2 separate regions of the Mus musculus genome follow, and region 1 is linked to region 2. The links are chromatin contacts, found by POLR2A ChIA-PET in ENCODE. All regions are on one chromosome and are shown on one strand. The core of a region is the stretch at or near the end of the contact, and the rest is flanking DNA. Distances in the headings are between cores, read along the strand shown.

The links. ChIA-PET counts read pairs that join two places held with the same protein, here RNA polymerase II (POLR2A).
Region 1: POLR2A ChIA-PET joins it to region 2 with 22 read pairs in Patski. The contact joins the promoter of Papss1 here to the promoter of Hadh in region 2. POLR2A ChIA-PET finds 5 or more read pairs at or near these places in 2 of 5 experiments (Patski and embryonic stem cell).

The regions. Positions count from the first base shown.
Region 1 is chr3:131,562,751-131,566,416 of GRCm38, reverse strand. It overlaps Papss1 (3'-phosphoadenosine 5'-phosphosulfate synthase 1), which reads right to left and starts at 1,649. Exons shown (of 12, transcript NM_011863.2): 1 at 1,434-1,649. The coding sequence starts at 1,493.
Region 2 is chr3:131,270,669-131,274,607 of GRCm38, reverse strand. Hadh (hydroxyacyl-Coenzyme A dehydrogenase) reads left to right here and starts at 2,507. Exons shown (of 8, transcript NM_008212.4): 1 at 2,507-2,732. The coding sequence starts at 2,601.

The DNA.
Region 1 (3,666 bases), core at 400-2,899, 290 kb before region 2:
AAGCCCTGAGCCCCATGGTTTTTTATAGCTGTCAAATATGGATCTCTACATTAGCAAATAATGTAATACATAAATGAATTAGGGCAGCAGAAGAGTTGGCTCAGCAGTTGACAGCACTCGCTCTTACAGAGGATCCCCAGAACACACACAATGGTGGCTCACAACTACCTGTAACTGCAGCCCGAAGGGGATCCTACACACCCTTCTGGAACATCAGGCGCGCACCTGGTGCATACACATACACACAGGGAAAACACTCAGACTCAAAAAATAACAAAATGATCTTTAAATAAATGACTTATAGACAGACAGTATTACTGAAACTTCTTTGAAATACTCCAATTTAGTCAACTTACCTCCCTATCCGTAAAATCCTGTTAGCAACAATAGTGATGCTGAATCGGAGTTTCAGAGCAATGGTTTCGTTGCTCTTTCACCTTCGTTATCTTCTCTACTCAGAAAGACAATCCTGAGAAGGACACACTGTTACACCCTCCAGTCACCTGAGATTCAGAGTGGAGTGACTGTCCTCAAGATCACCCAACTTACAAACAGCAAGGCGGGGGACTGGAGCCCACGCCAGGAGTCTGTCCCTTCCAACCTCCTAATCTCCCTTTTATCTCACATCCCTCTCACCTTCTAAGAAGTTAAGGTAAAGGATGAAAGAAGACAGTGAGAATTCTTGAATCTGACAGCAGACGTGGCAAATCAATGACTTCAAAAGAACACTAGCCTGAAACAGCGTTTTTTTTTTTAACTTTCTCCTGACTCACCAAGGGCAGGTGATGATTTACAAGATTAAATTAAACTTCATGATCCTGTTACCTGCGGAATAAAAGAAAAAAAAAATCCATCTAACGCTGAAGCAGGGCCTTTGCAGCCTCCAAAGTTGGATGGTCTCCAGCTTCGCGCTTACCATCTTAGCTGCCACCACCAATGAATAAACTACAGAAGTAAACGACCCTCTGAAGCCATAGCACTTGGCCAATGAAGCCAACTGGCACTCGCTGTTCAATGTTAGAAACTATTAATCTTCCCACACCTAACTGTCACCAGAAATCGAGTCTTTAAAAGTATGTCTGTGTCCGACATTCCAATTTAAAACAGAGACACAAAGAACCTCAGTCCTGCAGTCCCGATCCATGAATGACCACATTGTTATTCTCTCAGTACACTGCAACTCAGAAACGTAAAGACTCGGAGACCGACCCAAACCTGGGCCAAGCACACCCGGAACGTGCAGAGGCGCCTCCGTCTGCCTCCGCCGCAGCCCTCCGCCTCGCCAGCCTAGGGGACAGCTCCGGGCCTGGACTCGCCTTCACCGGCCGCCGCCGCCCGGGTCCCCGCCCCCGGCTCCCGCAGGATGCACGGGCAGCCCGCGGTTCCCACAGCCACCCACGCTCCCCGCGCTCCGGCCTGCGGCCACCACTCACCCAGTTCTGCGCGTTATTGCTCAGCTTGACTTTCTTGCACAGACTCCCAGGAATCTCCATGGCCGCGGAGCGCGGATGCACTGCTGCTGAGAGCCCCGGGGCCGAGCAGTGGGAGAGAGGCCGAGGGGCGGGGCGGAGCAGGGAGAAGGGGCGGGGCCTGCACCCCGGGCTCAGGCGCGCGCTGACGTGCGCTCCAGCTAGTGATCGCCTCGGCTGGAGCTAGGCATCCGAGCAGCGTGGAGGGCGGGGCGAAGCGGAGGCGCGGGGTCGAGACCTCAACATCCAATCACCAGGAGGGGCGCTTGAAGCTCCGCCTTGACCCAGGACGAGGGGCGTGGTCTGAGGGTTTGTTGAAGAGAGCCTTCAGATGCTGAGCATGCGCAGTGAGCGAGGCGGAGCGACGCCTGCAGAGCTGGGCGTGGGAGACGCTCCCTAGAGCTGAGGCTGGTAGGGGAAGAAGCTGACGTGGGCTCCTGCTGCTCTCTAGCTTTTCTTCCGCAAACACTGCACAGGCTCGATGTGTGCGCTTGTCAACTAGGCCGACTTTGAAAAAATGTTTCCCAGCCCTGCAAAAAGTAGGATTACTTAAGTGAATTCACCATTACATGTTGCTCACCGCTTTGCAATCCTACTCAGTGCACAATGTTTTTTTGACATCAACTGTATCTCATCAAGGATTAGAAAGTATTTGTAAGGTGACGCCTTTCCCACTTGGAGAGCCGCTTTCTATCAGGAAATTTCTATGCAGTGTTTGTTGCCGCTGACTAGCCACAAAGGGGCTTCTCTAGTACTTGCTACTCATAGAGGACTAAAATCCAGGTTCCCTGGTACGCAAGGCGGAATGCTCACCTATAAAGGGCATTTCCAACCACATATAGTCCATGATCAGTTCGTAAAAGAATGGGGCTGGGAGGGGGAGGCCTTCTCCAGGAGTTATAACCCTTCGCACTCATCCCCATAACTTTAAGCTCACCATAACCATAACTGCAAACATCCACAGTCTCACAAAATTTAGCTGCTTACTCCGCTACTGATGACGACCAGTGATCACACACACACACACACACACACACACACACACACACACATATCAATCAACACTTGAGGCTTACTTGCATAGCCTATTGCTAGCAAGTCAGTTCCTATTTGCTCCACTGACAAAGTCTCAAATTAATCTCCCTCCTCCACGTCTAACAGGAGTCGTCATTGCACAGATACACGCGCCACACACCACACACACACACACATACACACCACGCACACAGAGAGACGCACACAACAAGTATCACTCCTCTGCCAACCTCTCTGTTCTCAATAGTGTCAGACAGGTACTTCTAACATGCAAATCAGATCTTATTCCTCCACCATATATATAAAATGTCTTTATTGCTTGCTTGTTTTGTCTTTCTTTCTTTCTTCCTTTCTTCCTTTCTTTCTTTCTTTCTGGTTTGTTTGTTTTTGTGTTCTTGAGTCAGGATGTCTCTTTATAGCCCTGGCTGTCCTGAAATTCACTCTGTAAACCAGGCTGACCTCAAACTCGGAGATCCACCTGCCTCTCACTCCTGAGTGCTGGGATTCAAGGCGTGTTCCATCCTTTAGCTCTATCTAGGGGATTCTTAATCTAATAGTATATAGGACTGAATTTCAATACAATTCTAAATTCTGCTTATAGCAGTCACAAGAATGAGACTAAAAGACTAAAAATAAGGACAATGATAAACAAGAAAATGTGGACAAAGGCCAATCACATATATTTATGAAAATGTCATAAAGAAACCTATTCTTTTGTATGCACCTAAAAAAATAATTGTTTTCTTTTAAAAGATTCTAAGTTTCAGACTAAGGTGGTGGGGGCGGGTGCCACCCAGAACCAGCCATTTCTCAGAGAGCCCCCATTCCTGCTCAAGGGAAATAGTGCATAGATACAGCTGGAGCCATGGGAGTCCTAATTGACTAAATTGGTCCTTACAGCTAAACTCTGTTGAAGCGTTCGCCCATCAAAAAGGCCACAATGAGAAGACTAAAGGGACAGCTACAAAATAAAAGGGACAACCGAGTGTATTTAAGTTCCGGTGCTTATAAACGTATTTTAAGAACAAATCCTTGAGAGGTGCTGTTGAACCAACTTTTTACTTTGCTGTGTAGCAGTAGTGCTTTTCCAACAGTATGATAGTGCACCGTCCAGGTGTCCAAAAAGCAAGAGCCAGATGAATTCCTGATACCTAAGTCGAGC
Region 2 (3,939 bases), core at 1,258-3,757:
TCCTCGTGTTGTAGTGACCCCCTAACCATAAAATTATTTTATTGCTTTATAACTGTAGTTTTGCTGCGGTTATGAGTTGTAAGTATTTTTGGGAGAGGGAGGTTTGCCACAGGTTGAGAACACTGTTCTAGAAGGAGGGCTGTCAGGGTAATGTTCGTTATGAGATGTGACTTAATAGACTTGCTTACACAAGCGGGGCTGGAGTGTCCATCAGTGGTGCCTGCCACTGGACAGGCTGAGGCTGTCACAGCCACTCAGTCTGCGAGGCTGGTTGCATCAGCAGTCCCAGTCTGGCTGAAGGCCTGGAGGAGCCCTAGAGAGCCTGCACTTCATCCCATGTTGGAAGGCCTAAGTTAGGTGCTCATGTCAGGGAAGGATGACTGCAGCAGCTACAGCAGAATAGAGGAATTCTCCAGCAGGAGAAGAAGGCAGGCAGGCAGGAAGTCTATTTTTTCTCTCTCAGATCACTTTATATCTAGGGTGCACCCCACCCCCACTCTGTATAAGGTGCTGCCCACTCAGGGAGGACATCTTCTCCCCTCAGTTAACCTTTCTTGGAAATACCTCCATGGAGTCTTCCAGAGGTGGCTCTCTTAGTCGGCTACAGATTCATTCCATTTGACAATCAATATTCACCATCACACCCTTCAACCGTCTGCAGATACAAGGAACTATCCTTGAGCTAAAAGTGGGTCGACATCAGAAAATGAACCTGATGGCACCTTGACTTGGGTTTGCCTTGCTCCCAGGAGACATTTGGGGGTTTTGTTGTAGCAGCACAAGTGGATCAAGACCCATTTATCATTCTTTCCCAAGGAAAAGCAGAGATCTGAAAACGTACATTACCTTGGGTGTGAGGTACACATGAAATATTACAACAGAGATATCATTTGAGAATATATCATAGGGCTGGAGAGATGGCTCTGTGGTTAAGAGCGCTGACTGCTCTTTCAGAGGACCTGGGCTTGATTCTCAGCACCCACATGATGGCTCACAACCATCTCTAACTCCAAGCTCAGGAAACTGATGCCCTTCTCTGGCCTCCTCGGACGTACATCCATACAGTGCACAGATAATACACTGGTGAGAAGAAAGAAACAAGAAAGGATGAAGAAAGAAAAGAAGGAAGGAAGGAAGGAAGGAAGGAAGGAAGGAAGGAAGGAAGGGAGGGAGGGAGGGAGGGAGGGAGGGAGGGAGGGAGGAAGAAAGAAAGAGAGAAAGAGAGAAAGGGAGGAAGAAAGAAAGAAAGAGAAAATTATAGTATCACAGCACCAAACTTGGATTATACTTCATCTTTCCAAATGACAACTAAGAGTTGCAACCCTCTCATCAAGCCTCCTGGAAATGTGCTGTCCTCTCTCAGTGGCAACTCAGCCATAGGGGCCTCTCCTCTCTGTCTTGCATCTTTCCTCAGACTGCTGTACACATTCCTTCCTTCCTTCATAAACGTGTTCATTCTTCAAGCTGTTGGGTTTCTGTGGGTAGCCTTCTACCTCCGTTCCTAGTATCTTTTATTTTATTTTATTTTTGTGACTTGGCTGGAATGTAGCACTCAGTAGGCTTTGCTTATTTTGAAGAATTAAATATAAAAATAAGATTCAAAGGGTCAATGCAAAACATAGCCCCTGCTTCAAAGGGAGTGCAGGAGAGTCTCTTCCCAGCCACATGCAAGAGCCCGAGGCAGGGAACAGGCATGGAAACAATTCTGAAGGACAAGGTTCACTGCTGACAGAGTTACATAAACTTTTTATAGCTACAGAGCAAGAAGGTCATAAAGCCATCGGCTTACAGAACATTGCTGAAGACCCTGGGCAGGCAGGTTACAGTGGAACAAGTAATTCTTTTCCTAGGGTTTTATGCCGGTGTTTGTTTGTTTGTTTTTGTTGTTGTTGTTATTGTTGTTGTTGTTTTAACTGTTTTAGTTTGGGACGGATGGGAGCAAGTGGTCTGCTAGGCAACACATTGCTTAAGTTCGATGTAACCTAAGTTAGATACAGAGGTGGGTAACTAGAAACAGCCCGAGAGAACTTGGACTCGAGCTCTAACATTCAGACAGGAAGTTAGTTTTATTCTGCAGAATGTGAGACACAGATGAGACTTTTGCAGGGAGCTTCATTGCACACAGGATTAACTATCATTTCTTCCAGTGGGGTGAAAGGCGGATGGCTTTCCTCTGGACGGTGAGTTTGGGGGCACCAGATGAACGCTTAGAAGTAAAACCAGCAGTAATTCTGTTATCACTAGCACAGTACTAGGCAGAAAGTTGGCCAATAGCCAGGCTTTCCCTTCCTGTGTTCTCTATCCGGGGTTACCGTCCTCATTCTAAACACAATTCTCACGATCACAACTCCAGCCCACCAGATTGTGAAGGCAACTACAGGTTGTCTCTTGGTGGGTCCCTGCTTTGCCGGAGTCCATGCTGGCCTGAGTCCTGGCACCGCCCTCTGGGGGGGGGGGCGGGGTGGACCTGCAGCTTGTGCAGGAGGCGGGTGGGTGGGGCGTGTTCGAGGCCCCGCCCCCAACGTCGCCGACCCCGCCCACGACGCTCCGGGACCTCTCGCGCTGTCCCCACTGCTCCTCCTCGGCTGCTGCACTGAGCTATGGCGTTCGTGACCAGGCAATTCTTGCGCTCCATGTCCTCCTCTTCCTCTGCGTCGGCGGCCGCCAAGAAGATCCTGATCAAGCATGTGACCGTCATCGGCGGCGGGCTGATGGGCGCCGGCATCGCGCAGGTGAGCGGGCCTCGCGCCCCGGGTGTGGTGGAAATAGTTTGATGAAGTCCGAGAAGGTGCAGCATGCTTCAGTGTCCCAGAACTACAGCCTTCGGCCCGATCCTTACGTGCATGCTTCTCAACTAACTGCCGGGCCGGGGAAGGCTCGGTGGAGCGCGCTGGTGCACGCGTGCACACTGGAGCTGAACTGTGCACAGTTGTGCGTGCAAAGTTGCAGAGTGTTTGCTCACTGCCTGGATCTGACAGGAATCCGCTCGCCAAGACCTGGGCTGCGGTTTCTTTTAGTTTTCCTGATAAGTTTTTTCTTTGTTCTTTCTTTCTTTTTTTCTTTACAGTTCTTTGGGTGTTGGTCTGGGCACTTTTCTTTCCAAGTGTCCTGCCTCTCCCACAAGTTTCCTTCGTTGGCCTTCACTTTTGTAACAGTTTGGAAAGTCACCTAGTGGGAGTTTGTGGAGTTGCTGGGACTCCGCCCAGGCCTGGGCCAGGAAACTTTGACCTTTGACCCAGTGCCCGGTGCTGAAATCTGCGTGCTTGTCCAGCTCTGAACCTCAAGAGAGTGGGCGACAGAGATAAGCATAGTTTATGCTCTGAGACGTCTCTAATCTCTGATCGGCTTCTGTGGGACTTTGCCTGGTGCCAGCTGAGGCACAGTTCAAAATCAACTGTGCAGTTTGGCTACTGCGATGTCTGTAGTACCATTTTCTCTTAAGAGTTAACTTCCTACACACAGTAGAGAGCTCTGATCTTTTTCCATGAACTTGCTATTATATTCGTATCTTTTGAGGCCTTTGCAGTTTGAGTGTTGTGGCAGTGAAGGGCTTACCTAATTTTAATTAGGGAGGGTATTCGCAGGTCAGTGTCTTTTCCCAACCAAATGCACACTTGCATGCTTGCTATTTATTAGCCTTGACTGCACTTCCTTCCAAAGTCCATTAAATTAAACAACAAAAACCATACATGGCTATGCTGGAGAAAATATAGCTAGTCTGCTGTATCCCTCTGCACCACAAAAACTCAAGGCTGTGAGGAATGAGATTGGTTGTCCAGGTCCAAGAAAAACAATGTATCCCTTAAACAATGTTTAAGCAACATCTTATTAACAAGATAATAGGGTTCTCCTCCCCTCCCCCCAAACTGCTTTGGATTCGAAACTAATTAGAAAGCATCTAGCAGCTTTTGCACAAATGCAGGATGCTGTGTCTTGTGG